2 separate regions of the Mus musculus genome follow, and region 1 is linked to region 2. The links are chromatin loops, found by intact Hi-C in ENCODE. Cell type or tissue: left cerebral cortex. All regions are shown on one strand. Links, peaks and the distances in the headings refer to the core of each region. The heading gives the core; the rest is flanking DNA.

What was found. Peaks named below come from ENCODE experiments on the same cell type or tissue, not always from the same donor. Only the 100,000 strongest peaks of a DNase experiment are listed, where the experiment ranks them.
Region 1: a loop joins it to region 2, with 1.9 times the contacts of the local background. A loop is called at or near these places in 4 of 42 quality-filtered maps.

The regions. Positions count from the first base shown.
Region 1 is chr10:77,428,019-77,443,159 of GRCm38, reverse strand. It overlaps Gm51791, which reads left to right and starts at 10,864. Exons shown (of 1, transcript XM_030245426.1): 1 at 10,864-11,423. The coding sequence starts at 10,864. The coding sequence ends at 11,295. In left cerebral cortex, for the core only: no CTCF peak of the experiment used is centred there; DNase peaks (open chromatin) are centred at 8,265 and 8,652; H3K4me3 peaks cover 887 bases; H3K27ac peaks cover 1,621 bases.
Region 2 is chr10:77,476,921-77,492,061 of GRCm38, reverse strand. It overlaps Fam207a (family with sequence similarity 207, member A), which reads left to right. Exons shown (of 6, transcript NM_133998.3): 5 at 1,996-2,064; 6 at 3,589-5,407. The coding sequence ends at 3,712. Among named protein-coding and RNA genes, the nearest start is that of Gm35983, 14 kb to the right of the region's middle. In left cerebral cortex, for the core only: no CTCF peak of the experiment used is centred there; a DNase peak (open chromatin) is centred at 7,594.

The DNA.
Region 1 (15,141 bases), core at 3,849-11,848, 50 kb after region 2:
AAAACCTCTCCATTTCCAGATACAGAAGAGGGTGTGAGGTCTGCCCATCTCACCCCTTGAGTTCATTTTTAGGCCTCGGCATAACCAAATGGGCAGGACTTGGGTGTGTTTTGCTGGGAGCAGAGGCGCCAGGCCATCTGGTGGACATTAGTCTATGGGCTTCTTGGTCGAGGTAACTTTCACGTCATTTTAGTACAAACAGAAAATACAGTATTCTATTACAAAAGAACTTAGGAAAATGAATGTGGTCAGGACAAAGTTGCACAGAGGTCAAAAACTTTTTAAAAAAACATTTAAAAAAACCACATTGGAAGAAAACAGGAAATTTTCTTAAAAAAAAAAAAGCCATTGGGAGGTATACGACACTTCCATAAACTCTCTTTGGCAAAATAGAAATATCCATATAGCATTTAAATTAATTGTGGTTGAGAAGGACTCACGCCTACATCCAATGAGTGATTTTTAAAACCAGAATAAATTATGCAGGGGTCAAAGAAATGGTGTTTAGCTGAGAAACAGAATGGCAAAATGGTAGGCACCCTGGATCAGGGCAGCGCTGATGGTGTTGGCTGCTCCAACACCATGGTAGAGCGCCTCCCTGTGGGCAAGACAGCCCCCTCACCAACCAATCGGCTGTGTCTGTGTGCACACAACCATTCCAAGCATCTGTTAACTATTACATTCCCTCAGAGGAGGTGGCAGGGAGTGTGGTCCATTGGACTCTCAGCTGAGCTTCCAGCTGGCCTGAGTCTTGTGTACAGTTCTGCCTGAACTGCATGGGGCCTCCAGGAGGAACTGAAGTACATAAGGTTGGAGAAGGTTAACTGGGAGGGAGTGGGGTTTAACAACGGACTTCACCTCTACAGCTGTGGGGAAGTCTTCCATGCTGGGAGAGACTTTCTGGGGGTACAGCCCTTTTGGGGGGTCACCCATGCTCCTGTAAGTAACCCCTTACCCTTGCTTTGTAACCAAGTCCAATAAACTCATGGGCTCCCGAGTTGGACTTTGGTGGGATCAGACTTTGGTTTTCAGTCAGGAAGAGGGCAGGCAAGCTCAGAGCATCTGAATAGAGGGGTTGAGGGGCAGTTGTTTTAGAGAAGGATCATGAGCTAGGCAGAACCTTGAGCTGCAAATCTGTTTTTGACTAGCCGGCTGACTGGGCTCCCTCAGCTGAGGGGTGTTGAAGGCTGGCACGAACTCCAGTTGTCATTGACACCTGCTAACACATTCTCTGGTTGACCTTTAGTGGGTGGGGTGTCTGGCTTCACTTTGGAGACTCAGAGGTTTAATTTCCTTATTTTCTTTCAAGTTTCTCTATTGCTAAAAACAACAACAACAACAACAACCTATACATGCTCATGGAAAAGCAAAACGGCTGATAAAGGTCAGGTTATGGATCCGGAAATACCTCATATACACGTGTGTGGCAGTGTGAAGCTTTGGGAGCCACTGGGTGAACTTAGCTCTTGTGGCTTTGCCAAGTTCAAAGAGAGACACTCTGTCCTGGAAGCTACTGAGGCGCCTCAGGTGCTGAGTCTCTGGAGCACTGTTAAGGCTTGCTGATGTCCCGAGGTCAGGGAGGCTTGTTGTTCTTGAGCCAGCTGTGGGCTGTGTCCAGCGATCAGCCAGCAGACCTTGAGTAGGAGAGCAGTTGACTCCAGAAGGGCTCACAGCATCCTGCTCCGCCCCCTGGTAGCAGGCTTGCAACAGCTGGAAGCCCTAGCCATTAGTGGGCAAAACCAACTAAGCCTCAAGTGCCTGGGTTCTTGCCTCCCTCCCCTGTGCATTGATTCGACTCTGCAGTGAGCATAGTCCTCTGGGCTCCAGCCATGGTGCATTTTTGTGTGTATTTGTTTTAACACCCTCCCCTAACACACCCAGCAAACTGGGATTGCCCTTCTCAGCCTCTGTCCTTAAACAGTGCAGAGTGAGCGCCGCTTCAGTTTTGTGGCCAGAGCGGCTAGAGAAGTGTTATTCCCGGACACTGGGCTTTGGCGTGGTATTTGTTCCAAACACCCTGTCATTACGGCTGCTTTCCCAGCAGCCATTGATGCACGCGGCTCTGGTCAAGCGCTTCTCAGATATACTATGTTTTTTTGTCCATCCTGGGATCGAGACTGGAGTGCCTGTGCCAGACCTGCCACCGTGGTTACAGAACATTCTGTCCTGGGATGTCAAAATACATGGCAAGTGCTCAGAGAGGTTAAGCTCAGACTCAGTCAGATGTGTTCAGCAAAGAGCCCAGAGTTGAGAGTAAACTCCTCCGTACCCCCTCCCGCACTGCAACAGAGTCAGGAGCAGCCATGAGGCAAGACTCTGGGGGTTAGCTGTCCTAGTGGCTGAGCAAAGATGTGGGATAGAATTCTGCTCATATTGCAGAAATTTTTTAAAAATCCCTTTTGGCATATGCTTTACATACTTACTATGGGAAAATAAAATTAATGAGCAAAACGAAAGTGACTCTACCCTACTGCACAAGTAACTGTTCATAGATCTGTGCTCATAAGGGGCCCCAAGCTGGCGCCCTGGACCCTGGGTACAACCTCGCCTCATGGATGGCACTTCCCACTGCACACAACTGCTATGCTGTTAGCAGGTTTCTGCTAAGTGTCGGTTTCCTGGAGTCTTTCCCTGAGTTGCACAGAGCACCCTGGCCAGAGCACGTGGCTGTCCTTAAGTAATACTTTGTTGCTGACAACTTAGGTCTTCAGACTTGGGTCATGAAAACAGCATTGCCAATGTATTTTTTGGGGGGAGGTGTGCATCTCGGGTTACAGTCTCAGGGTACTTCCTAAGCTGCGGGAACAAAGGACAAGACCCATGTCCTCCACTCCCCACTGGAATGATGGTCTTTCTAGTTTTTGTTTCTCTGTTTTTGTATTATAATATATTTATTTGCAGTATTGCTGACTTGATTGCTCTCAAAGCTAGTCAAGACATTAACCCTTTGTTTCCCACATCTCTACCCTTTATTTCTCACACCTGCTGCAAATATTCACACACACACACACACGTACACACACATGAACACATACAGTTCCCCACCACTCACGCATACATACATGTTCATGCACACACACACAGTTCCTTACCACACATGCATATACACATACATACATACACTGTTCTCTATCACACATGCACATGTGTGTGTGCACTTGTGCATGCCCCTCTGCTTGTTATTCCATCTTGTTCATTTGTGCCTTTCCTTCCATTGTGACCTGTGTCTTTGTCCCCGGTGCTTATGGTCAGGGTGTCACATCCCTGCATGCTCACACCTCTGTGTTAGCTTTCTTATGCTGTTCTGTAAAAGGCAGGGTTCCTTCCTGGTGGGAGGGGACCCTCATAGCAGGTGGGGGTGCATGCAAATGACTTTCTCAAGTCAGGCTTCAGGGAGAGCAGACATGCTTTGCTGTGTGAAGAATAGCCTAGGTGTGGTTTGTGTGTGCCTGTTAGTACCACAAGTGTGAGGCTGGCCTTGGCCCAACCATCCATAGCTACAACACCTTCTTCATCTGTAAACCTTCTCACTGGTAAGAATGACCTCCATACTGCTGACTTCTGAGGGCAATTTTGAGTGGTTAGTGCATGAAGCCACATGAAGTTCTTACTGCAACCTCTGGCAGAGTGAGTGGGACCCAAGTGTCATTAAGTGGGATGTAACCTGAGCTCTAAGGAGCCATGCGGCTGATTAATTGCATATAATCAAGAGTTAGTGTTTTATAAGTTCTCCAACTCATTAGGTCCATTAGGCTTTGACAAGACACCACTCAAATACAATAGCACATGCCGATTGCCCTTTGATAACCAGTGTTCCTCCGAGACCTAACCCTTGAACAGCATCTCAAGTTGTGGGGTGAGCAACGCCTTGGACTGGCAACTTCCTGGTCCTCCTGGTGGGAAAATGATTGACAAGGTTCTGTTCTGAGAAAGGAGAAGCCTAGAAGGAAACAGAAGGCCTCCAGAGACTACTAAGTGTACAGATGCCCTTTGGATGCCAACTTGGCTCTGCAGCCTGGAGTGGTAATGGACCAAGGCTTTAAGTAACTGCAACAGACACAGGCAGATCTTGCCTAGGAACTTCCAGACTCAGCCATGTTTTGAAGTGAGCATATCCCCTTGGCTGAGACAGACATATCTTTTAAATTTTTTTTCAGGGTGGAAAGTTTGTGTAGTGGTTAAGAGTATTTTCTGGGGCTGGAGAGATGGCTCAGTAGTTAAAAGCACCAACTGCCCTTCTAGAGGTCCTGAGTTCAAATCCCAGCAACCACAAGGTGGCTTACAACCATCTATAATGGGCATCTGAATCCCTCTTCTGGTGTGTCTGAAGACAGCTACAGTGTACTCACATATATGAAATAAATATGGCCAGAAGTGGGGCCAGAGCGAGCAGGGCCGGGGGGGGGGGGTGGGGGGTGGGATGGGTGGGGAGAGTATTTTCTGTTCTTCCAGAAGACCCAAGTTCAGTTCCTAGCCCCCATGTCAAGAGGCTCACAACTGCTTGTAACTCCAGCTCCAGAGGATCTGATGGCATTTTCTGGTCTCCATAGGTACTTCACATATGCACACATACCAGCACTCCCATACACACCTTTGCTTCTGAAACATATGGATATGGAGGCTGAAGCAAGAGGATCTCTGCCTCAGGACCAGCTCAGGCTATGTGGCAAACTCCCTCTCACCCCCATCTTGGGGGGAAAACAAACTGACAGGAGGTCAGCTATTGCTGGGTTTGTCGTCTTGAAGAAGACAGAGTATACATTCCCATTCAGGGTGGCCCTCAGAACTCAATTGACTGGGCAGACCCATACCCTTGAAAAACAGCTATTTCACTCAGCCTACTGACTACCAAAATACCCTAGATAATGTCTAAGCAGCTCCCTGAATGTCAAGCTTAATAATGGAAATCAACCAGCAAGACAGCTAGCTGCCCACAGACCTCCTGTCTGGTTGGCTTCTGGCCCCCAAAACATACAAATACAAAGTGAATGGCTGCTTCCCCTCCCCACGCTAAACTCCTTTCCTTAGGAGCTTACCACCAGCCCTGCCCTGAGTCCCTCTCCCTGCCTTGACCCTTACTAGCCCAAGGGTGTGTCTTGTCTGCTCCACCAGCTAAAGACCATACTTCCCAGGGTCAGAGAAAGAATTCTTGCTGTCTTTGTTAGTGTTTAACTGCTGTAAACACACACCATGACCAGGGAAACTTATAAAAGACATTTAATTGGTGCTGGCTTACAGGCTCAGAGGTTCAGTCCATTATCATCATGCATGGCAGTGTCCAGGCAGGGATGGGGCTGGAAGAGCTAAGATTTTCACCTCTTGTTCTGAAGGCAGCTAGTAGAAGACTGACTTGCAGGCAGCTAGGCTGAGGGTATTAAAGCCCATGCCCATAGTGACATACCTACTTCAACAAAGCCACATATACTCCAACAAGGTCACACCTCCTAAATAGTGCCACTCTCTGGGTCAAACATATACAAACCATCACACTTGCTGACAGGGTGTGAAGTGGGATCCCACTTCTGTTCAAGGGAACATTCCATCTCCATCTTCCAGTTATGTTTCTTCCTCATGGTCTACAAGAGCAAGAGCAGACTTTATTCCCTAGATGGACTTTATTCCCATCAGCCACCCTGGAGGCAGGGTCACAGTCTTCTGCCAGCCATATTGGTGCTCATTTGTTGAATGAGTGCATTATGAGTTGTAAATGCAGGGTGAAGAAGTAGTGTACATATTCTTCTTTGCTTTGGGGGACAGAGAGGTGACTCTCTTGCAGCTTGGCGTGTGTTTCTGAGATCTCTGGGAGCTTAGAATGGAGGAAATCTTGGGAGAGGGGACACTTATCACCATTTTTTTCTATGCTGGTCAGTGTTCAATCCAACAATAACACATTCAAGAAAATTAAAATCTTTATAACTAAACAAACAACAAAGAAAATGGGCCCCCAACAAAATGTCCTGACTGGCAGTTCTAGATCCTGAAAGATGGGAGGGAGCTGAGGTGGACTCCTGGTGAAATCCAGCTTGGTGACTAGCTGCTACTCTCATAGCTTTCTGGGGAATGTAGAGAGTGGCCTGGGTAGAAACTTATCACTGGGACCAGATGCAGACCATCTAGGTCAGCTGAGTTCATCTCCAGGCAGCTTCTAAAGGAGATCAGCTGACAGCCACAAAGATGAGGTAACTTCAGGGCAGCCTGTCTCAGGTGATGACATTCTACCTGCCTCTCACTGAAAATGACCAACGCAGCAACCCTACAGTATAGGGTAGTGGAGTAGCAGGGAGGCAAGGTGTGCCTGTGCTGGTTTCTGACAGGGACAGGGAGCCAAGTAGGGATGCTAAGTAAGTATGCCAGGTAGGCATGAGGAGTGGGCATTGGGTCAGAGCCCTACAAAACTCTGTTGTGTCCAGTGTCAAAGCATTGAGTTCCACAGCAAGGAGACTGAAATTATGTAGGAACAGGCCCACGCCTGGGGTCTGATTAGGCCATTTATTCCTTTGCCCACAAACAAATATTCATATGCTTTGGGAAGATTATCCATCTCTCTCTTCCCTCATCAGGGATGCTTTGATGGGAGATTGGGCTGGGCTGCAATAAGATAGACATCACTTTAACTGGAACCTAAGACCTCAGGGCATGAAGCTTTCCCCGTGAGGGTCAGTGCGGAGCCAGGCAAGCCATTATCCAGGAGCTGTTGAATTTCCATGCTGAGCACATCAAGGCCAAGTTCTACTTTAGGTCAGAGGACAGTTTCTCATTCACAGAGGAAACTAGTCAGCCTGGGTCCTCTGTCTTCAGAGACTTTGGGGCCTGAGGAGATTGCTCTGAGATAAGAGAACATGGAGATGAGATGACCAAAGGACTTCACTGACAACTCTGATAAAGTAGCAAGGATCATTCTTATGTCTTCTGAGTGACCACAAATAACCAAAAGAGATAAAATATACAACAATAGCTTCTGAGACCTGGCATCAAGACAAGGAAGGACAGACATTGCTGAGAGATGGTGACAGTCAAGGGACTCCCAAAGGGGTTTGCAGGCTGCCACGCAGGGAAGGGAATGTAGGTTTGCCCAATGTAAGGGTCTCCACACCATTGTGAGGGGTGTAAGAGCGACCTAAGGCCTCTGTGCCCAGCTTTATAGCCTTGTGAGGGAACAAGGACACTGTCTACATAAAAACCACACAGACCACATACACCCGCCAGCAGCACCCTCAGACACAGAGCTAGAGTAGGGCAACAGAGTGGAATCTGATCCTGGGGCCTTACAGTGTCCGTGTCCAAGAATCGAGGAGAGTCTGAGGCACCTCCCCTGACCCCCCGGAGACAGAGATTCTTTGTGTAGCCTTGGCTGTCCCGAAACTTGCTCTGTAGTCCAGGCTGGCCTTGAACTCAGAGATCCCTTCTGCCTCTGCCCCTCTGCCCCCTGCCCTCTGCCTGCTGAGATTAAAGGCGTGCACTACCACTGCCTGATGAAAGACTCCTTCTTAAGCCCTACCTCCTGCTCCTGAATTGGGCTCTCTCCTGGAGGCAAAGGCTGCCCTGGCAGAGACATAACAGGCCACGAGGTTCTCTAGGCCCTGAACATCATGCCTAGTGGCTTCTCCTTCTGCACTGGCCTCAAATCAGAAAGGAAGGTCATTTGGACATTTTGTCCTGGAGTCCATCTATTTATCTGGCATCACTGGCCAGCCTGTAACCAGCCAGCCTGAGGGGAGCACGATGGGGCCAGATCTGTGGTGATCATCAGCTGTGAAGGCTGTGCAGGGGAATTTGCTCTCTGATCCCAATATTCTCGGGCCCACTCTGGACCACCCACAAGAATGTCTTTCCCAAATGCAGAAGATGATCCACCCAGCAGTGTGCAGAGTCCTTACAGGCCAGGGACAGAAAGCACAGGCTAGAAAAACTCATTGTCTCTGCAAGGTCCACAGCTCCCAAAGGACCAAAGAGCCCATCTGACAGCTATGACAGAAACATCACACCGGGTGGGTCCGCTGGCTGTGGGTAACAAGCTGAGGGGACAGACTTGGACAGGGTCAGGCTCAGCAGCGTGTCCAGAGGCTGTGCAGCCAGGTGTAGTGCCACTGCTCCCAGATGCTCAGAGAGCCCTCCAGCAGACGAAGACAAGCTGTGGCTTCTGTCCATTCCGTGAACAGAAGCTGCTGTGATGGGCAGGCACAGTATTTTTAGACCCAGCGAGCTGTTTGCCACGTGGTCTGGTGTCTGAGCGGGCAGCTCCAGGCGTGAGGAGCAAGTTGTGAACAGTCACACTGGTCCACGCTCCCACAAACTGAGAGGTCTTTTAAGGAAATCCCTCCCCGTGGAGGGGCTGAGTCATCGGCTTCCATCTCTGGCTCCTTAAATAACCGGAATCTCAAATTAGCCATGAGGGGGGAAAAAAACAATCATGAAACTCTTTCTTTATTATAAAAAGGAAGACAAAAACCCAGGAGCTGACATGCAGGGCAGAGGCTGCTCCATTTGTCAGCATTAATCTCGCTTCCTGCACTCGCAGGAAGATTTCCTCTCTTCCTGGAAGGTGCGCTGGAGTTGGAGCAGAACGAGAGGAAACCGGGGAAGGAGCCTCAGCAACAGCCTGTCCGTCCCTGTCGCTGCCCCAGGAATCCTCAAGTGAAACAGTCTCCTAAACACTGGCTGGCAGGAGATGCAAATGGGAGGTATTTTTAGGGCATATTAAAGCACCCGAGCTGTAATTTGCAGACTGAAGCCTGCCCCTCCCCTCCTCGATGAAATCTATGGGAGATGTGGCTCCTGCTTTTAAAAACCTGGCTTTGGGAGTGACTTGGCTGTTCCACACAGGAGGGGAAAGTATGCTCATTGTGCATGCAAACAATACCACAGGCTACAAGACAATGCAGCAAGGGAAAAAAAAAAAAACAAAAAACAAAACAAAACAAAAAAACCCAAAACGTCACTCCTGGCCTTGCCTAGGAATTTTACCCATTCACAAGGGTGAGAGCTGGGTGTGGCCCAGTATCGACTATCAGAGGGAGACAGAGGGACAGGACCAAAGGTCTCCTTCAGTTCCAGAAGAGAAGCAATGGAGAGAAGCTAAAGGCCACTGCACATCACATCCATAGATCTTGCCATGACTCAGGAGGGTTACTCTGTGAGATCCTCAGAGACAGCCAGAAAACCGTGACAAGGTCTGCAAAGGTACCAGCTCACCAGTTCTTCCAGAGATGACCTTGGCCTTGGGTCAGAACAAGAGGGGAGAGATGGACTTGGGATAGAGAAGGGATCCAGAAACAGGCCAAGGGCACTGGGATCTACCTAGGACAAAGAGGATGTTGTGCATCTCTAGGGAAGAGTCCTTGGGGGTGTACTCTGAGCATGCGTGAGGAGATGAGACTGACCTCTTTCCCTCATACTTGGGATCGGATGTGAGACATGAATAAGTGTTGGGAGAAAGTGGGAGCCTTACCTGCACACAGGAAGTGGTGCTCTCACTGTGGCTCAAAGAAAGGGCCACAGACATGAGAGAAGACCCCTTTGAACAGCTTTTTAAAACGTGACAGGCTGGAGTGATGGCTCACTAGTTAAGAGCACCTGTTGCTTTTGCAGAAGACTCAGGTTCGGTGGCCAGCACCCACAGGGTGATTTATTCCCATCTGTAACTCCAGTTCCGGGGAATCTGATGTCCTCTTCTAGCTTCTGTAGGCACCAGACCCTCAAATAGCACACATGTATACCTGCAGGTAAAACATTCATACACATAAAAATAAAACAAAATAAATCTAAGAAAGCCATATATGAGTAGCCAGTCTTTTCAATACTAGCACTGGGGTGATAGTGCAGGAAGAGGCAGGCCTATCTCTGTGAGAGTTTGAGGCTAGCCTGGTCTACATAGTGAGTTCCAAGACAGCCTTGGCTATGTAGAAAGACCCCGTCTCAAACAAACAAACAAACAAACAAATATTAAAAAGAAAAGAAAACCATAAGTAACATAAAAAACAAAGTACCAGGAGGAAATATTTGTGATGTATGGGACAAGGTAGGAAGTCATAGAAATCTAGGACAAAGAGCAGAAGGGAAATGTAAAGGAAAGAGACAAGGAGATGTTGATATGAGCCATCAGCAGGAAGAGGTTCTCTCTTGTCAGTATTGCCTAGAAGGAGACAGAACATGAGGTGCTCAGAGTTCTGGAATGGAGCACTTCCCTGGTGGGTGGTGGGCAGCAGGCCGCTCCTGCAGCCCTGGGGCCCAGGTCTTGAACTGCTGTGGCTTGTGTGATGTCCTGGGATATCTCAGCCTACCTCTTGTTCCACTCTCCCATTAACTCTGTCCCTGGCTCAGTGCCCCTGCAGCACAGGTCCTGGCCAGGGCAGTGAAGTAAGAGCCTCAACAAGCAGTCCCATGGGTGCCTGAAAAGCAGGTCTACTTCAGCTCACAAACGAGACCACTATGGCCTAAATAGTCCAAAAAAGCATTGAAGTTTCTCCAGGACCAGAAAGGTGAGTTAAAGTAGCAAAGACCAATATAGAAGGTCAAATTGGGTGTGGTGGCATAGGTTTGTGTAATGACAGTTTAGGAGTTTTGGTTTCTTTAAAAAACATGGAAATATTATAAGAATATGTTTTCAATTTCATTCCAAGTGTGGGATACGGGGCTGCTTCAGATTGTCCACAGCAGCTGACTATGATTTGCCTCGGGCTCTAGTAGGGGCGTGATTTTACCACCTGAGGGTGGTTTGGACAGTTGTGTGACATTTGGAATTCTGGGGACTTTTCAGCACGAGGGTCCTAAAGTAGTGGTGTTTTGTGGGTTATCTTTGCAAATGGGCTCCACTGCCTAGCGCCCCATTACACCAAAGACCCATTGCACCTTGGTGAGCCTTGAAACACAGCAGCCATCTCTTCCAGTGGCTCACTTGTGGCTACCCATGACTACTATCCAGGATGCCTGGACTCCTCGTCCAGCAACAACTCTGGCAGAAGTGCCGCGTACCCAGGGGACACCGTGCTCCACTCTCCCCAGGTCTTCCCAAGGCTGACCCTGGCCACTGGTAGGCCAGCTTCTTTTTTGGGAAATCCACCCTCCCATTCATGGCCACAGTGTTGGAGTCGCCTGAGCACTCGGCAGAATCTCCCCAGGCCTCCAGAAGCCCAATCGCCTGTGGCCTGGCTCCTGAAACCATGTAGAAGCAGCCAGTCATCCATCCTGGCCAGACCAATACCAGGGCCCAGTCCTGACCTGTCGGCAAAAGCAGCCTGCCCAAGTTTAAGTGGTGCTAGGCCAGAGCCCACCTTCTCAATCCTCCCTGTAAACTAGGAAGGCTGAACAACAGACACCAACAGAAGCTGGAGAGAGTTCCCTCTTGGTTCACAGCACAGTTTTCCTGACCCCATAACTGTGTCTTGCACAAAGCAGAAAATAAACTCACAGCAGCCTCTCCCCACCAACCCCCCCCCTAAAAAATGCTAGAGCTCTGAGAATCTCCCCACGAGCCCCTCCAAAATGCTAAGGCTCTGAGAAGAGCTGGGTGGTTGATTGATTGTTGGCTGCTGTTGGTCATGGCTTTCTAAGCAGTTGTGTGCAAAGAAGAGGCAACAACAACAATAAGAAAAATAAGAAATTAGATATGCGGATGGTGAAGATCAAATTTGCCTTAAGAAATTCAATACCTTTCGTCAACAGTAAGTAGTTTAATGATGACATTGCCTCTTTTCCTACCCTTGACTTTTTTCAGGGATCTCTTTCCTTTGTCTTTATCCCTTTTTCTCTATTATCTAGTGTTAAGGGGCTGAAAGGGTGGAGAAAAGGGATGGAGAAGGGTGGAAGAAAGAAGAACCCACAAAATAACCATAGCAAACTACAGGATATTCATCTCAGCACTTAGGAGATGGAGGTCGGAAGGTCCAGGGCTCATGATCATCCTCGGCCACAGAGAATTCGAGAGCAGCATGGACTTTACAAGACAGACGCAAAAACAGTAGCAGAAAGTCAAACAGAAAAGCGTAAGATCAATATGCAAAATTGATTGCTTTTCTGCTATCAAGAAACAATTAGAAATGAATTTTAAGGGTGTCATTTACAGCATCAACAAGTGCATAAGATTCCCCAGGCTAACTAAAAGATGTGCAGAGCTTCAAAGGTTGGTACATTCTGTAGCCTTTGTCATGGCTCCCTGGCTGTCTCTGAGGCTCTCACACAGAGAGTAACTCCCATGACTCATGGCCATGATTCATGTGTGTGAGAGGCTCAGTGGCCTTTTATTTCTCTCCTTTGCTTTTCTCCTATGAAACTGAAGGAATCCATCAAATTGTCCCTCTGTGTCACACAGGGAGTTGGTCCTGGACCACACTCTGAAAACTGCCAAACAGCTGTGACAGTTTGAATGCACTTGGCCCAGGGAGTGGCACTATTAGAAGGTGTAGTCTTGTTTGAGTGGGTGTGGCCTTGCTGGAGTGAGTGTGGCCTTGTTGGAGTAGGTGTGCCACTGTGGGTATGGGCTTTAAGACCCTCCTCCTAGCTGCCTGGAAACCAGTCTTCTCCTACCAGCCTTCAGATGAAGATGTAGAACTCTCAGCTCCTCCTGTACCATGTCTACTTGGACGCTGCCATGCTACTGCCTTGATGATAATGAACTAAACCTCTGAACCTGTAAGCCAGTCCCAATTAAATGTTATCCTTTATAAGAGTTGCATTGGTCATGGTGTCTGTTCACAGCAGTAAAATCCAAAGATAATAGCAAAAAAAAAAAAAAAAAAAAAAAAAAAGGCAATCTAAGTCATCTGGGAGTGCAGTGGTATTTATGTCCATGTTCCTCCAACATTCCTATGCTACAATCTTAAGCCTCAAGGTAGTAGAATTAGGAGGAGATTTGAACTTGAGGATGGAGCCATCAATGGGGTTAGTGTCTGTATACAAGGGACGAAGAAGAGACAACTGAGAGCCACACAGCCCCCTTCTTCTACATAATGGCATAGCAGTGAAACAGAACACGGGCAGTCACTAGACAGGTCTGTAGTCTCCATGTCCTTAGACCTCCAGGTTCCTGTCATGCTTCTCCACAGGAGCCTGTGAAGCGAGGCTTTGGGTGGGCAGCCAAGAAGAGAAGGATCCTTGCTGGACTCCTGGGCTATTTCCATGTTGGCTTATTCCTGAAATGTCAAGTTGGTTTAACGTTTGAACCTCAGTCACCTAGATTCAGTCTTTTAATAAAGTAGAAACATTCAGGCATCCTTCCCAAGGCCGAAGAAAACAAGCTACAGAGTTCAGTATGTGGTTATGAGAAGAAAAAAAAAGCTCCTAGGAAATTAAGGGTAGGAAGAGACTTCCTTTATTTCATAGGAGACATCTTTCATTAGCCCCCTAACACACACATACATACACACTCACAAACACACACCCACAAACATACCCTACCCACATAGACACACCCACACATACATATAGCCCCCCACATACACCCCTATCCCCACACACTTTCACACACACGCCCCCACACCTGCACATACACACTCACATACACCTCCACACACTCACATACACACACACACACACACACATACACACATACCCCCATACACTTGAACATGCATGCTCATTCCACCACATGCATGCACACAACACACACACATATACCCCACACATTCTATGGTAACCATGAAGAGGATCATGGAGTGGAAGGCACAGTAGTCTTCAAGAAGTCTAATCATCTTGAAAAGGCTCCAGATCCAGTTGTCCTTATCAAAATTTCAGCAGGACCCGCTGTAGACACTGTCCAGTGGAATAAGGGCTAATTGGATGAGAAGGCCTCGGAACAACGCAGACAGGACTAGAAGATTTAGCAGTTTCATTTGTGTGTGAGGACTTGAGGCAGTGCAGTATTGGCCTGAAGAGAAAGAGATCAATGGGACCAAATGGGAGTGCAGGAATAGACCAGCGGCCGTGAGAAATTTCAGGAATGGCTTCCCTTGGCTGGAGGCCTGACTTGAATGGAGTTTTCTAGGGTAACAGCTGCTCTAGCTCTAGACTGGGGTTCTGATTCCAGTCTATATCTGTGAGGCACTACCACTGACTTAAGACGCCTGTGTTTATGTGAATTGTATGGTAATGAACTGAATTAGTGACTGGTGAGAAGAGGGTCTGGCAGCAGGGGTGGGAAGTGTGGGGTGCGGTGGGATAGTGGGGTGGGAGGGGTGGACAGAGCTGCAGTTTGCTGGGAAACAGGATCAGACAGAGAAGCTGGCTTTTCTGGTAAATGGACTGTGAGAAGGGAGACAGCTACAGCTCTGAGCTCTGTTGCTCTCTAGGAACAGGTCTCCTTGCGGAGCTCAAACCCTCCTTGTCTCATAGATCTGTGACATGCTACTGGGCAGTCTGTCATTAAGCATCATGGCAGGGATTTGAGCCACCTACTCCTGGATCCCCCTCATTTCCTGCCCTAAGGGGATGTTGGCTGAGTGGGGACACCTCTGCCTCCCACACACATGAATCTTGCTGAAGTTCTAATTATTAACTTCATTACAACAACCGCTCTCCCAGCCAGTGTCTACCTTACACCCTGAAGTCTATACAAGGAGGGTGGTACTCCTTCCCCCTTATACTGTCTACCTCTTCTTCCTCTTTCTCCTCCTCCTCTTTCATCCTTCTTCCTTCCTTCTTTTCTTTCTTCTTTCTTCTTCTTCTTCTTCTTCTTCTTCTTCTTCTTCTTCTTCTTCTTCTTCTTCTTCTTCTTCTTCTTCTCCTTCTCCTCCTCCTCCTCCTCCTCCTCCCCCTCCTCCTCTACCTCTTCCTCCTCCTCTTCCTCTGCTTCTTCTTTCTCTCTCTCTTTCTTCCTTTCTTTTCCTCCTCCTCTCCCTCCTCCTCTCCCTCCTCCTCTTCCTCCTCCTCCTTCTTTTACAGCACCACCTATCCACCCAGCACGTGGCAGATGCTGGGACTAGAGGCCTGGATCCTCAAAGAGGTGCTATCTTGGAATGCTTAGCAGAGTGATGGGCACACCTGATAACCTTATTCAAATCCACCTATGGGATACTGGCAAGTAGGGCTTGAGAACCCCGTCTGTGTGGTGTACCCAGGCAGCTGCCACATGGGAGGTAGGGAGGGCTTCACAGAGCTCCCTGTCAGCACAGACCAAATGCAACGGAGATATTACCAGACAGTCAAGGG
Region 2 (15,141 bases), core at 2,678-10,677:
ATCAAGGATTCTAAAACCCACAGTGCAAAGACACCTTGATCCTGGCATGAAGGACGATAAAACACATCACAAGCGTTTGTCTCCACAGTGACACCATTGTGCTTCTCTGGGAGCCAGAAGCTTTGTGCAGGGAGAACGCTGCCATTCCTCCATGTAACTCTCTCACCTCTGAGCTGAGGTGTCAGGCATGCTGTGCAAAATCAGGACCAGGACTGCAGTAAAAGTACATGATGCAGCTCAGACGAGCTCTGAAGACATCCTGAATGGTTTTGCGTTTGGTTCTGGATTTATTTTTGGCTGTTGTATGTTTGGAAATCTGCCGTTTTTAAATTTTTCAGTTATGAAACACCACATGGGGTTTGTGCTCTAGGAAGTCCCACCGTCTGCTTGTGGAAGAACTTCACAGAGTCAGGCTGTGTTCTTGCTTCCAGTGTCTGAGTTCAGGATCTCTGTGTGCCCATGCGTAGAGTCCTATAAGACCTGGGCTACTGCCACCATACTCAGCAGCCCTGAACTGCATTTAGAGAGACTTTCCCCATCGTACAGCCAGTGGACCTGAGAGCGCTCACTAGCTAGGTCACCTGAGGCAGTGGGCCTCTGCAGGAGGAACAGGCTGGAGGCCCTGGCTACTACCGTGTGGGTGCTTCTTCTTTACTCTGCGGATTCTGGAACCCTGGAAGGGCAGAGCAAACAGGCCTGAGATTACTATCCTAACAGCCTGGGGGCAGGAAAGGGTGGCACGAAACCTGGCAGTCCTTCCCTAGGCAGGGACCTGAGGCCAGGGTGTGAGAAGTCACTGAGAAGACACAAAAGCACGGCTCATTCATATTTGAAAAGGAACATGAATAGATCTGGAGTCTAAATTAGGTGTTGGCCCAGGACACAGTGGGGGCTTTTGGCCCTTCCTCTGGCTGCCTCCCGTTCTGGGCTTCTCTTTGAGCATGACATCTCTGAAATCATCTTGTCAGGTGGTGGGCTCTGGGTTCTTCCTCTCTGTCCAGGTCCCGTGCTGCTGGCTGGGGCTGCCTCTCCCTTTCAGATATTGGTCCAGGCTCCCCAGGATGTTGTAGGAATGTTCTTTTTTTTTTTTTTTTTTTAAAGATTTATTTATTTTTATTACATGTAAGTACACTGTAGCTGTCTTCAGACACTCCAGAAGAGGGAGTCAGATTTCATTCCGGATGGTTGTGAGCCACCATGTGGTTGCTGGGATTTGAACTTCGGACCTTCGGAAGAGCAGTCGGGTGCTCTTACCCACTGAGCCATCTCACCAGCCCTGTAGGAATGTTCTTGGCATGACCTGCAGCCATCAGAAATGACCTTAGGAGATGCTGCCTGGCACTGAGTCCTAGGCCCTCAGACTAACTGCCCCCCATCCCACCCTCAGCCATACCTAGTGTAGTGGCTTGGAAGGTCTGAGAATCTGTCATGACACTCCCCTCTGGTGGTCAGCGGGCACCACACTCTTGCCCTAGAAGGTCCCTTGGTGCACGTTGGCATCTGGAGGCAGCATGGGTTGGTGCCTGGCTCCTAGGGTCGCACTGGAATGGTATGTACCACATACCGCTAGTAGTGTAGCTTCCTCTTCTCTTGTCAAAAGTGAGAGGACAGATGTCAGGAAGTGCTGTCTGGTTTTAGAAAAAGGTTCTGCCCTGGCAGTGGAGTTGAGGGTCTAGGGCAGGCTGCCGCCTAGAGGGCTTGTTCTCCACTCAGCTTGGTCAGGTGGCAGACTCGGGGTACAAAAGTGATGTGTTTTCCTGAGGTGATAGACCTTTCTATATCACACAGGAACCTTAGGGAGTGAGACAAGATCCTGGATACTGTGGTTATTAACTCTAGATCTGGTAGCCAGGTGACACCGCTCATCTAGATTCAGTCTCCACAGCCAATGTACAGTGTGGACTCTTGAACTCCTGATGCTGTAGACACTAGGGGCCACAGAATAAATTCTCTGGTGAAATGTATCAGACTCACTTGGACTCTCTGTATCCACAGCAGGGTGACCAGCAAGCCCCGGCCAGTGGAGCTCAGCCGAATGACCACAGTACAGAGGCAGCAGCTTCTGTGAGTATAGCCCTGCCCCACAGGGCCTTCTTCCTGATATCCTGATCTGCACTCCCACCCCGACCTCCAGCCCCCTCCCACTTCTACACCTCCTCTCTCTTAGCTTGGCTTCTGACTACAGGTGGGAGACATTTTTTGGGAACCAAAAACTTTGCTGTCCTGTAGTTAGGCCTTGGGCGCCTATCTGAAGTTCCTCCATGGAGAGGTGATGCTATCTAGTGTGAGAACTTCCTTTCCCCAGTCTCCAGGGTGGTGGCTGGGAGCTCTGCCCCTCGTCCATCAGCGGTGTTGCCCTGTTGACTGCCTGACACTCTTCTCAGATGTGAGCCTGGGCATGAGATTCTTGCCTCTGCTCTTAAGCCTCTGTCGACTTAGCTTCAATGCTGTGCTGTCTTCGGGGGAGCCTGAGGCAGCCTGGATATCACCTGTGCAGGGTGGTTATTTTGTTTGTATACAACCTCTGTTAGTTTTTAGTGTTGTGTTCTGTGTCAATAGTGTATAGATTCAGTAAGGTCTTTTTAATGATTACTTTTGATTTTGGAAATCAGTATAGAATTTTACAGCCTAAACTGTCTTCCCAGTACTGGGAATTCTACCCAGACCCCCATTCATTCTGGGTTCTACTGCTGAGGTATAGCCTGTCTCCTGTGTTTGTTTGGTTTTAGGTTTTTGTTTTTAATTTTTGTTTTTTGAGACAGGGTTTCTTTGTGTAGCCATGACTGTCCTAGAACTTGCTCTATAGACCAGGCTGGCCTCAAACTCACAGAGATCCACTTGCCTCTGCCTCCTGAGTGCTGGGATTAAAGGTGTGCATTACCACCTGGCTCTTGATTTTGCTTTTTTGAGATAGGTTCTTACTAAATCTAGTCTTGTAGTTCTTACTCAGTTTAGTCTTGAACTCTCTCTGACTGAGTCAGGCAGCAGGTAGAGAAAAAGAGAATGAGCCGGGTGTGGGTTTTGAAACCTCAAACCCACCCCCAGTGACATACCTATTCCAACAAGGCCACACCTCCTAATCCTTCCCAAATAGTTCCACTAACTGAGGACCAAAAATTCAAATCTAGGAGCCTGTGAGACATTGCCTTCTCTGCTGACTCTCATTGTGTCTTTAGGCTCTACTGAAGTAGCCATGCTGAGTTAGAGAAAGGGTAAGAGGACCTGACAGCCTAGGCTCTTATGTATCTGAGAGGCCCCCAAGCTGCCTGTGTCCGTAGCTGCCCCATTGCTCACAGCTCTAGTGCACATCTATTTTGGGCTCATTTGGGAGAAAGGCACCTCTTACATAAAGCAACTGCCACTGCTCCCTGATCATCAGCTTGTGCCTTGGCAGCAGCCCCTAGCAAATCCCTCTTAGACCTACTGGTAGGGCGACCCCACGGGTGGTTGGTGTGTGCTCGGCAGCCTGTGTGCCCTGGTACTGCACTCGTGGGTGCTCTGGGCCTCTGCTGTCTGCTCCAGTGTTAGGTGGATGGATCCTGGGGTTTCTGTTCTCCCCATGCTGACCTCTGCTTTCCTCACTTTCAGTGAAGAAGAAAGGACCCGGTTTCAGAAGCTGCTGGCCAGCCCAACCTACAGAGCCAGTCCCCTGCTGGCCATCGGGCAGCAGCTGGCACACCAGATGCAGCTGGAAGGTGGCAAACAGCTCTGACCAAGGACAGTGTGTGCCATGAGATCTAGAGGACTCACACGTGGCCGGAGGTGCCGGCAGCTCTTGAATCCCATCCTGTACCTTCATGGCCAACTAGCCAGCCTTGAGACCTAGGGAAGGCGAGCTAGAGCTGCCGGTGAGGACAAATAAAATGACTTAGGGACTGTGGCTTCCATAGCCTGAGGACCATCTGTGGCTTTACTTCCCACTTCAAGACAGCCACCCTGCTGACCCTGGAACAAGCCCAGGGTCCCCAGCTAGGGGCCAGAGTTGGGGTGGTTGCTCTTGTGGGGATCTGCAAGGGCTGCACCAGTGTGAAACTAGAGGCCTGCTAAGTCGCTCGGTCCCTCTGGCCTCAGCACTCCTTCCCAGCTGTTTGGGATCCTGGTCCCAGCAGGGCCCTCTGCCAGCCACCTTGTTTCTCGAACTGTTTGCCTTCAGCCAAGCCGCAGCTTCTTGTGGCTCTGACCTCTCTCAGCCCAGGTTACTCACTGCCTTTCCCTGCCCTGCTGTGACCAGAGAAGCAGATGGTCCCGCCTGGAGGCAGAACAGCCCAGCCCAGGAGCCTCTTGGTTGGGTGGCAAGAAAGACCTGTGTTAGACACTAGTGAGTTCTCAGAGTAGCACCCACAGGCCCCACAGCTCATATGGACCCATGCTCCACCTTATATCTGGGCGTGCCTGTGGCACTACTCACCCTCCCACCCCCTTACCCTCTGACAGTGCTCCCAAGCCTTTTACAAGGGTGGTCCACATACTCATGGCTCCTTGGCCCTGTGAGTGGAGAGCAGGCAGAACAGGTGAGCCCCCTAGGCCTGTATGGACACCCAGGGCACTTGGTGAATGGAAGTGGGTAAGACTGAATAGGCCTAAACTGGGTGAGACAGAGGCAGGCAGATCTCCAAGTACAAGGTCAGCCTGGTCTACAGATGGAGTTCTAGGACAGCCAGAGCTACACAGAGAAACCTTGTCTTTAATTAATTTAATTAATTAATTAAAATAGTGAATTGGCCTGGACACAGACTCAAGTTCCCTTCGTCAGAGGCCATTTCAGCAGACTGCTGAGACACTGCAGCTACCTTGCTTGGGGGGCAGGACAGGCTCTCATTAAGAGAGCCTAAACCTACCTGTGGTGCAAGCGCCGTCCAGTGTGCCTGGCACAGCTTAGGAAGTTTCCACCTTCCTTGTGTTGTGTGTATTAAGATTTCTATGATGTGGCTTCAAGCAACTCTGGTCTGGCCATGGCGAGCACCTTTTCAGTATGCCTCTGCTGGGGAACGTAGGCCCACCCTTCAGGGTCCTACTTGGGAGAGCATTCCACAGGCCAGCTTCATGTACGGGTCAGTTACAGCAGGTCAGGGGGTCACACCAACCGAGGACACTAACGTGCAGTGAGCAGGAGAGGAGCCAAGCAGACATCACTGGGACTACCTCAGAATCTGTGCAAAATGTGGTCCGACGTAAGTTATGTGTCTAAGGCTTGGCAGAGCTGCACAGCTGGCCAGAGGCTAGACACTGGGCAGGCAGGGCTCGCCCCTTCTCACCTGAGACAAAGCGTGTGTTCTCATGTGGACGGACACAGGAAGCAGATCCCAAGAAAGTGGTCCTCTGCTGGTCGGTGGGAGTTTGCTGGATTTGTGTATCTCCTGATCTTTATAGAATAAACACGAGTCACATGGTTTCTGTGAAACGTGCAGTCCCCTGGCTTTCCTGACTTGAAAGTTAGATAGCAAATGAAATGATCACGGGGCACAGCAGTACCTGGTTCCTCCCTCACAAGGTGGATCTTGGCTTCTCTGAATACCCTCTCAGGGCACATCCCACTCTGCACTGGGCTGCCACCAAGGAAGCATGAGGGTAGGCAGACAGTAGGGACAGGAGGCAGCTCTGCCATGGCCCTGAGGCTGTTTGCTGAGCTGGGGGGAAGGGCAGCTGTGGGGAACCCACTGGATCTGGAGCTTGCCTGTCCCAGGAGACAGTGGCTCTGTTGGGAGGAAGGGACCAGTGAGGTTATGTCTTTGGGAGCCTGTCCTTGTATGGGACATTTGAGTCCTCTGATTTTCAGTCGCATGAACTGAGTATTGCTCTGTGGTGTGATGTCATCACCATGGGGCCACGCCAGCAGGGACAGATCTCTCCCCAGGTATTTCTACAAAGCATGCTCAGGACAGGAAGGAAAGTTGGTGGCCTCAGAGCATAGGACTCTCAGCTAAGCGATTGTCCCCATTGAGCCCAGACCTGAGCATGGAGTTTCTTCTGTCCTAAGCAGAACTGGGCCTGTCAGCCCCACTCTTACTGGGGTGTGTGGTAGTTGGGAGGGAGGCCATCCAGAGCCCTGGGGATTGGGACTCTTAAGGGACCTCTCAGCTGCCAGTCACATGACCTCAGTCTCCTCTCCCCCTTACATCTCCACTCTGGTGTTCCTAGCTGCCAGCCTGCTAAAACACAGCCCCCTGAGCCTGCGCAGACCACACAGCTTATCCTTGTTCACTGGGATAAATTAAAGCTGGCCTTTGATTCAGATGAAAATACAGTAAATCAATGCATGGAGCTCCCCACTCGGGTTTCCTCTGCTCCAGCAGCCTTAGATACTTGGAGGAATAGGAGTCTCCCAGGGCTTGGTACTGCTCTGAGAGTTTAGAACCACGTTGGAGTGACCAAACAGCGGGGTGGTGGGAGCCTCTTTCCAACCAGGTGACATAATGAACCGGTCTGGAGACTGGATGCTCACAGCCCCGCCCCACACTGCTCCTCTCTGCTCTGATCCCAGGATTTAGGGGTGTGGAGGGGAGAGGAAAATGTGTTTGCTTGCATCCATGCGCTCAGAACAGTCACGCTAGACTTAGGGCCCTCTGACCTGAACATATTTCTTGTTGTTGAGACAGGGTCTTACTATGTAGCCCAGGTTGGCCTCAAACTTGTGGCAAACCTCCTGCCTCAGCTTATCAACCCTTGGGATCGCATGAGTGTCCCACCTGACTCTGTATTCTCAACTACATCTGCAAAGACTCCATTTCCAAGTTTGCCCAAACTCTTGACCCTTCTGAGAGTGTGAGGTCTCTCAGAATGGGAAATTGGTCTTAGCATCTCGGCACCTGGGTTTTTAGCAATTCTCTCTCTGAGGTGGGCAGTCCTTAGAACCATACTGGGTTGAGAGGAGAGGTCTTGGGTGAGATGACAGTGATACTGGAGAGCCAGGGGCCTGGGGGAAGGACACAGCAGTTGGAGGGTACAGCTGCGTGTCGCACACACATCTATGCAGTGTGCCCTTTATTCTAGAGTAGTTATTCATTTTCCCACGGTCTGTAAGCCATGGGCAGTGCCCTGTCATCAGATGAATGAATGATGGCATGAATGAATGAATGATGGAATAAATTAATAGAGGGCGCTTTACCTTTCAGACGGCTCACAGACCCCCTCTGCTCAGGGACTTCCCTTTCCTGCTGCCTGGGCCATGGGCACCCTACTTTTGGAGGGAACTGGGGGTTTTCCAGCAAGAGGGGCTGCACATAAGCTGGGAAGGAAAGGAGCAGGCTATGGGCGCGTGCTGCAGCTGACATTCCTCGGGTTCCTGACTGTGGTAAACTGTAGAGTAGCCACCCCACCCACCACAGGCTGGAATTGTAAACTACTGGCTGCCCTCAGCAGACAACTGTACCCATCAGGGCCATCAGGCCAAGCACTACAGCCCGAGACATTTGGTCAGGCTAAGCGAAGAACGAGCCTCCCGGAGGCTTGACCTGGATGGCGGGTGCTGGGGTGTGTGAGACACAGGCATGTGCACGGCTCCCAGGCTGTGCGGCAGCCCAGGCTGACATCTCATAGGCTTCTGTGCTGCTTAGAAGCCAAGTGTTAAATAAACACCAGGCGCGTTTCTTCTGGAATGTTCCTCGAACATTGATAACATCTCCATGAGACCCTGGGAGGTGCTGGCTGATGCCCAGGCCTGGTCCACATGTGGCTCCCGAACATGGCCTGGCAGCTATGGGCAGGGAGGGGCCCCAGCCTCTGGTTCTCAGCCACCCCCGTGGCCCGTTTCCAGAGAGCACTATCAGCGTGTGCTTCCAGGATGTTATGCAGCCGGCTGGCTCTGGTGATAGCAGGCAGGCCTCTGAATTCTCTTTGAAGTCACTTGTGGGTGCCTGGGCTGAGCCCTGGCCCTGAGACCACCTACTCTATTTATTTAAAAAACATTTTTATTTTATGTGGATGGGTGTTTTGCCTGCATGCATGCATATCTGTGCATCAGGTGGATGCTTGGTGCCTGTGGAGTTCAGAAGAATGTGACAGATCCCCTGGAGCTAGGGTTATTGACGGTTTTGAGCCACAGTGTGGTTGCTGGGAGTTGAACCCAGGTCCTTTGCAAGAACAGCCAGTGTACTTCACAAATGAGCCATCCCTCCAGCCCCAACACCTGCCTTATTTTAAATAGAGCCCCAGCTCATGTGTTTTTTCTTCCAAATCTGTTAAGATAATGTAGTTACAGGATCATTGAGGTGTGGATTTAATCTGCCTCAAGATTAAGAATGCCACAACAGGGGGCTGGAGAGATGGCTCAGCAGGCAAGAGCACTGAATACTCTTCTAGAGTTTCTTACTGGCCCCCAGAACCAGAGGCCTGGCAGTGTCTGTCATTCCTCTGGAGTATGAGTGGCCTCCATGTCTGTGTAGTCAGTCCATGCCATCTGGAAGAGAAGGCCACAACAGGGGGAAACTGAGGTTCCCCATCTTAGCTTCTGCCCTGTGTTCTCAGGAACACGGGCATAGGCTGGGCCTGTGGGAAGGAGCAGCGTCCATATTCCCTTTGGAGTGTCTCTGCACATGGCCTGTAGTTCAGTCACCAGCTTTTCTGTCTGTCCTTCTGTCTGTCCTCAGGGCCTGTTCTTCCCTTGAGGACTCACCTCTAACTGTCCAAAGCATTCCACTTTCTGCCCAGCTTCATCTATGGACAGCTCTTCCCAGGTTTTCTGGGTGTGAACGAAGCCCAGCTCCAAGGGCAGAAAGAGCACAGGGCAGTCTGTAAGATATGGAGGCTGAGCAGCTGCACTTGAGACTCCAGTCAGGAGGGCAGGTGGTTGACCAGAGCCTGGGTCCTGTACTCTTCTGCCTCCTAGGGACAGGACACTGGTCCATGATATTCACATGGCAAACAGGCTGTGATGAGATGCAGTCCACCCAGGAATTCCAAGGAAGCCAGCAATTCCATTGGCCATCTACAAGCTGCTTATGCACCACACATACATCTGGTGCCCAAAATGCAGCGTGGTCTGTCAATGAGAAATCTGGAGAGCTGCCCACTGTTGCCCACAGCCTGGATACCTGTCCTGTTCTTCTCATACTAGAGCATCTGCCAGTGCCGCAACGCTCATATTCACGCAGTCTAGGCAGGAATGAACTGGGCAGAGGGGAAATGGTCAGAGGGCCAGGAAACGCTGTGATGTCCCCTTGTGATGGCTTTCTCAGAGATTCACCAACAATGTCCACCTGTTCCCCACTAGCCAAGGCTGGGTTACACATGCTTCCTAGATTAATGGAGGTTGGGTAACTGGGAGAGCTGAGGGGAAGGACGTCCTATCCACAGAGACTATCCTGTCCTCTACTCTGGGGAGAAGCTACCCAGCCTCTCATAATTTGTCCTTGGCCACAAACACCCAGGAGACTGGAGTTGGACCTATCAAAGGATTCTAATCTTCCTAAAGGTCCAATCCTAGATGCCAGGAAGGGACTATTCACTTGAGCCAAGACCACCAATTGTCACCACCCCAAAGCCCAGAAGATACAGGAGGCACTCACTGGCCATGTCTATCACAGTGTACTGACTGGTTTTGTGTGTCAACTTGACACAAGCTGGAGTTATCACAGAGAAAGGAGCCTCCCTTGAGGAAATGCCTCCATGAGATCCAGCTGTAAGGCATTTTCTCAATTAGTGATCAATTAGGGTGGGAGGACCCATTTCGAGTGGTGCCATCCCTTGGTTGTTAGTCCTGGACTTTATAAGAAAGCAAGATGAGCAAGCCAGGGGGAGCAAGTCAGTAAGCAGCACCCCTCCATGGCTTCTGCGTCAGCTCCTGCCTCCAAATTCCTACCCTGTGCGAGTTCCTGTCCTGACTTCCTTTGGCGATGAACAACAATGTGGAAGTGTAAGCTGAATAAACCCTTTCCTCCCCAACTTGCTTCTTGGTCATGATGTTTGTGCAGGAATAGAAACCCTGACTAAGACACATAGGAACCTGATTTCCTGACTTGTGGGGTTTTAAACAGCCTTTGGGGGACATTCCCACCTCACTCTGGTGCCTGCTGACATCATGGGAAATGAGGGGGTAGGATGGAAAGATGCCTCAGGTGTGGTAGAGTCAGGTGGAAGAAGACACCACAGCTGGGAGGAAATGGAAAGTTCAGAGGATTCTGAATAGGGCATGAAGTTAGGGGCCCAGGGTACCTGGCTTTGACTAGCCAGGCCTACATCCTGTATTTCCCAACCCTCCTGGTGGTCAGGAGGTTCAAGGAATCCCTAGAGCCCTAGCTTGTAGAGACCAGATCCCCAAGAATATCACTTGGTGGTCACAGCCCATCTAAGTATGAGGCTTCCCCAGGAGTTGTCCACACCTGCTGGTCTCAAACTACACTGATTGTAAGCCCCAGTGCCTGGTCTGACTGTCCCTAGTGAGAGAGCCAGACCCTGGCAAGACTTGTTTTACATCTGCTGAAGCTCACAGACTGGCTGGGCAAGTGGGCAGGAGGTGTCCAGCAGGAACAGTGGCTGTCACGGGGTTGTCTTAGAAGCTGTGGGGAGAATGCCACTCTATCAATATAACTGTGTCCCCGTCATGATCCAGACTGAAGGGTAGAAGTCCAAAGGCAAGTTGCTCTAGCAACAAGAGATGCTAGCTGAGTATGGCCCATGTTGCTTTTGGCTAGGCCACACAACTAGAAGGTGAATGGGGAGGTGATCTAACCCTGCCGAGCCTTTGAGGCCTGGGGCTGTGGGGCTCTTGTCCCTGGGATGGGTGTCATAGTGATCTGCTCCAGATCACCCCCCCCCCAAAGAGATGTCTACCAGCTTGGAGGAACAAGTAGTCCATCATGGGGCTCAGAGCTGACCCAGGCCTGACTTCTGGAACTCTTAGGCAGGGGACGCCTTTCTCGTGCCGTCTCCATTCTCAGGTGCTCAAAGACTGTCAGGTGACTCCAAGGCTCCCATACACCTGAAGTGGAAAAGAGGAAGCCTTGCCCTGGCCCTTGTCTTGGGCAGGTCCCGTTTCTCTCCCATCTTGGGTTTCTGACTCAGGGTTGAACCTGGAACCCAGGGCTGGCCTGGTTTGGGGGGGGGTTGTCTTGGCCAGGGCACAGGTGGCTAGGATTGCTGGATTGGGATGAGCTGTGCTGTAGAAGATGCCATGGGCTCCTTGAGACCCCAGTGTCTCCTCCCTCTGCTAAATTCTAGCTGGTTCAACTTCGATGCCCCAGCCTCTAGCAAGGACTCAGCTGCTTGCTGGCCCTGCTGCTCAGCCAGAGACCACTGGACATACTGACTCTCAGGTCTCCTAGAGGAGGGGTGACACGCCATCCTAGGGCTGCAGGAGAAGGCATTTCTTCGAGGGGCCCTGGAAGCCCAGTCTGTTCCATTGATCTCTGCTAGGCTCACTTCGAGACCTGGTGTGGCTCTAGGGCCCTAATGTCTGCCTCTAGAGTGCTCAGACACCAGAATCACCAGCATCGATCCTAGGCCTGTCTCCCAGCTCTCTAGGACTGATACCCAGCCATAGTATCTTCAGGGGCCAGACCATTGGTTGTATCTGCCCAAACTGAGAGCCACAGATCACCATCCTGCAGACTCTCACCAGGGACGAATATGCAGATTTAGAGACTGATTCAGGAGGGACATAGGGTGATGTGACCAGCAGTTGGGTGACTTGGGTGGGGAGTCCCCTGCTTTCAGCCCTGATACACGCAGCTCAGCTCTGAGAGGACAGTGTCTGCCCAGGTCTGTTTTCCTGAGGAGCCTCGCAGGGCTGAGTCTGCAATGAGGCAGCCTGGGCCTAGGCCCCCCCTCAGCAATCCTCAAAGGTCTGCAGCCCAACTCTAGGTCTCCTCCACTCCAGGCCTTCCTGTATTTTCCTGCTGTCCCTGTGAGGGCCTGTCAGGTCATCCCTTTGACTACAGGGACACTATCTGGCTTCCTGAACTTCCTGAAGTCCTCCAAGGCCATCTTATCCAAGGAGCCTTTCCTGCTGCCTGGTGGAAGATCTCTGCATCCCCTTCTGGGTATGTGGGTATTTTATTCTCCCTCCCTAAGACTGTCAACTAAGAGTGTCCCTGAACCCCAGAGGACAGAGACATCTTTCAAGACCTATGCCTCTACCCCCTTTTCCTGCATTTCTGTGTGAACAAGGGCTCTCTATGTAGGTATATCTCTTTTTGCAGTAAACTTGGCCCACAGTCCCTGGTCTGTGATTATCTGGGCATGAAGTCTAGGCAGACCACCTTCGAGGCATATGCTACCTGGGTATCCAAGAGATCTTGTGTCTGTCAAATTCCTTTGAGTCACTGTTCATTTATGACTACTGCTAACAGCATCACTATGTCTAGAGCTCGCTATGAAAAAACAGCCAGCCAGCATTCTTCATGGAGGCTGAGCTAAGACACTGCTGGCTGCTCACACAAAGATCATGTGCGCCAGCTGAGGGTTCTTGACCCATGGCCAGGCTGGCTTTCTTGATTATCTTTCTACGTTTCCCCTTCAGACATTTCTGCCTCACCAGCATGAAGTCTTGAGGCTTCCTGGAATCCTCAGGTCGATACCTGTCAAACAGCAGCCACCTAAATGAAGGTGTGTGTGTGTGTGTGTGTGTGTGTGTGTGCCCACACTACAACATCCTCAGGAACAGAGAGCCATGTGGTGTGTGCAGCATGAGCATTTAAATGAGTATGTATGTTCTTAGGGCAAACCCGCACATACTCCCAGGTATCCTGTAGGCATTTGCTTCCAAACACATCCTCCATCCGAAGAGCGATGAAACCTGTTATTCGTAATTGCATAGCATTTTTATCACGCAGAGATGTGGACTTCCACTGAATTCTGCTCTGGGGCCTGTTGAGAAAACCATATGTTCTATTATTATTTTTCCTGTTGGCAGGGTGAGTAGGTTATTAATTTTTCTTGTGCTTCAGGGCCTTGAGTTCCCAGTGTCTCCAGCCGAGCACTGGGAATTCCCTTCCACGCGCATCTTTCGCTAGCATCCTCAGGATCCAACCCACTCAGATGTGACCTGCGGCCTTTTGTTCCTGTGGGACGTTTCCAGGATGCAGGTGCTCCTCCTGGGTTTGTGTCCGGTCAGGGCTGAGGAGAGGGGATATGTATGAACTCATGGCTTGCTAGCAGGGAAGGCATACCATATTCCAGCCTCTGCCTAGCCCCAGGCTGGGGGTTCTCTGAGGTTGGACTCTGCTTTAGTCCAGGCCCTGGGACGAGCCTTGAGGGCCTGTCTTCTCACCCCAGAAACATCAAACCCGGTCCCAACTGATCACATCTGGATCAAAACCAGTCCCACTGTGAACTACCTACTTCATCCATTCCAGGCCCCCTGGGTTCTGCAGAGCCCAGCTCGTGCACAGGCAATACTAGCCTAATAGAAGAGCACCTGCCAGACTTCCATATCTCGTGCTGGACCACCATACCCAGCCACCATCCTGATCTGGATTTCACACAAGTGTGATGAACTAACTGTCTCTTAGTCTTTTTTAATTTATTATGCTTTCAAAAACTATTTTATATTTTATTATTTTTCTTACATCTATCTAATATTCAATTTTAATTCATTTTTTAATTCGCTCCTGTTCTCTTCCTCATATCTATTTCTCCTCTCTAGCTGAACAGCAGCCTGCATTCACCACACCCTGCTTTTTGATTGTGGGACCAGCTATTTTAAGTGTCTGCAGCCTTGACCACACACCACCATGATAGACCACAACCTGTAAACGTGAACCAAAGTAAACCTATTCTCCCTTGAGTTTGGTTTTGTCAGGGTGTTTTCCTACAACGGGAGTAGAAACCGAGACCAGTGCTGGGTGTACTGCTATGGGGCTGTTGTATAGTTTGAGATCAGTTATTGTGATACCTTTGATTGCTGTATGTTAAGGTTTGCTAGACCCATGCAGAGCCTCTTTCGCTTCCATAGAAAAGGAAATGTATAATTGCTTTGCTAGTCCTGGGAGAGTTGTCATGGAGATTTTGAAGTGGGTTATGTAAAAATTGTCTCCAGTTTAAAATTTTTTTAAATAGTTTGTTTATTTATTTTATGTATGTAAGTGCATGGTAGCTGTCTCCAGATATACCAGAAGAGGGCATTGGATCCCATTACAGACAGTTGTGAGCCACTATATAGTTGCTGGGAATTGAACTCAGGACCTCTGGAAGAACAGCCATTGTTCTTAACCACTGAGCCATCTCTCCAGTCCCATTTCATTTGTTTTTGTGTAGGTATTTATTGTTTCTTCCTGTCGACAGTTTTTGGGTTGAGACTGTTCTTGTTTTTCTGGGACCTTGAAATACACCATTGGGTTATTTATTTGAGATCATTCTGAATTAAAAAAAAAAAAAAAGAATAAGTCACTCATAGTTTGAAACTTCCTCTCAGAACCTCCTCAATGCACTCCAGAAGTTATGGTAAATCTGCTTTTGTTTTCGTTCGACTCTAGGGACTTTTAACTGCCCCCAACCCATTAGTTGCTCAAGGATGTATTTGTGTTGCGTTTTGTGTTTCTTGCTTTGTTGGTTTCTATTTTATTGTACTATGAGCTGACTCAGCACAAGCGATAGTGTAAATTCTTTTGTTTTTGGTAAAAAGTACTCCGTGGCCTGGAGCGTGGTCTACTTTAGAGCCGGTTACATGGGCTGCTGACGAGAGTGTGTACCGTTCTATTGGGTATTGCCTTCTGCAGACATCTGCTAACTCTGCTACATCTATGATATAGTTTAACTTCCAGGGTCCTTCGTTGGTTTTTAGTTCGGATAACGTATCTAGAGATGACAGTGGCGTATTGTATTTGGACCATTTTTATCTTTTAAGTTTATTAGTGTTTGTTTTATGGTATAGGGAGCCCCAGCATTTGGTGCGTATGTTTTTACAATCATTATATACTCGACAGGTTGTTTTCTTTATTAAAACACAGTGGCCTTCTTTATCTCTTCTTACTAATTTTGGTCTGAAATCTACTTTATCAGCTAAGCCAGCTTGTCTTTAGTTTCTGGTCACTTGGCAGATTGTTTTCTATTCTTTGACTCTCAGCCCATGGATATCTTTTGTTTCTTAGAGACAACAGAAAGTTGGCTGACATCCTTTCATGGTAAAACCTGGGAAGGAAGTAGGACTAGAAATAGCCCTCTTCACCATGATAATATATACACCGAGGTGGCTCAGTGGTTAAAAGC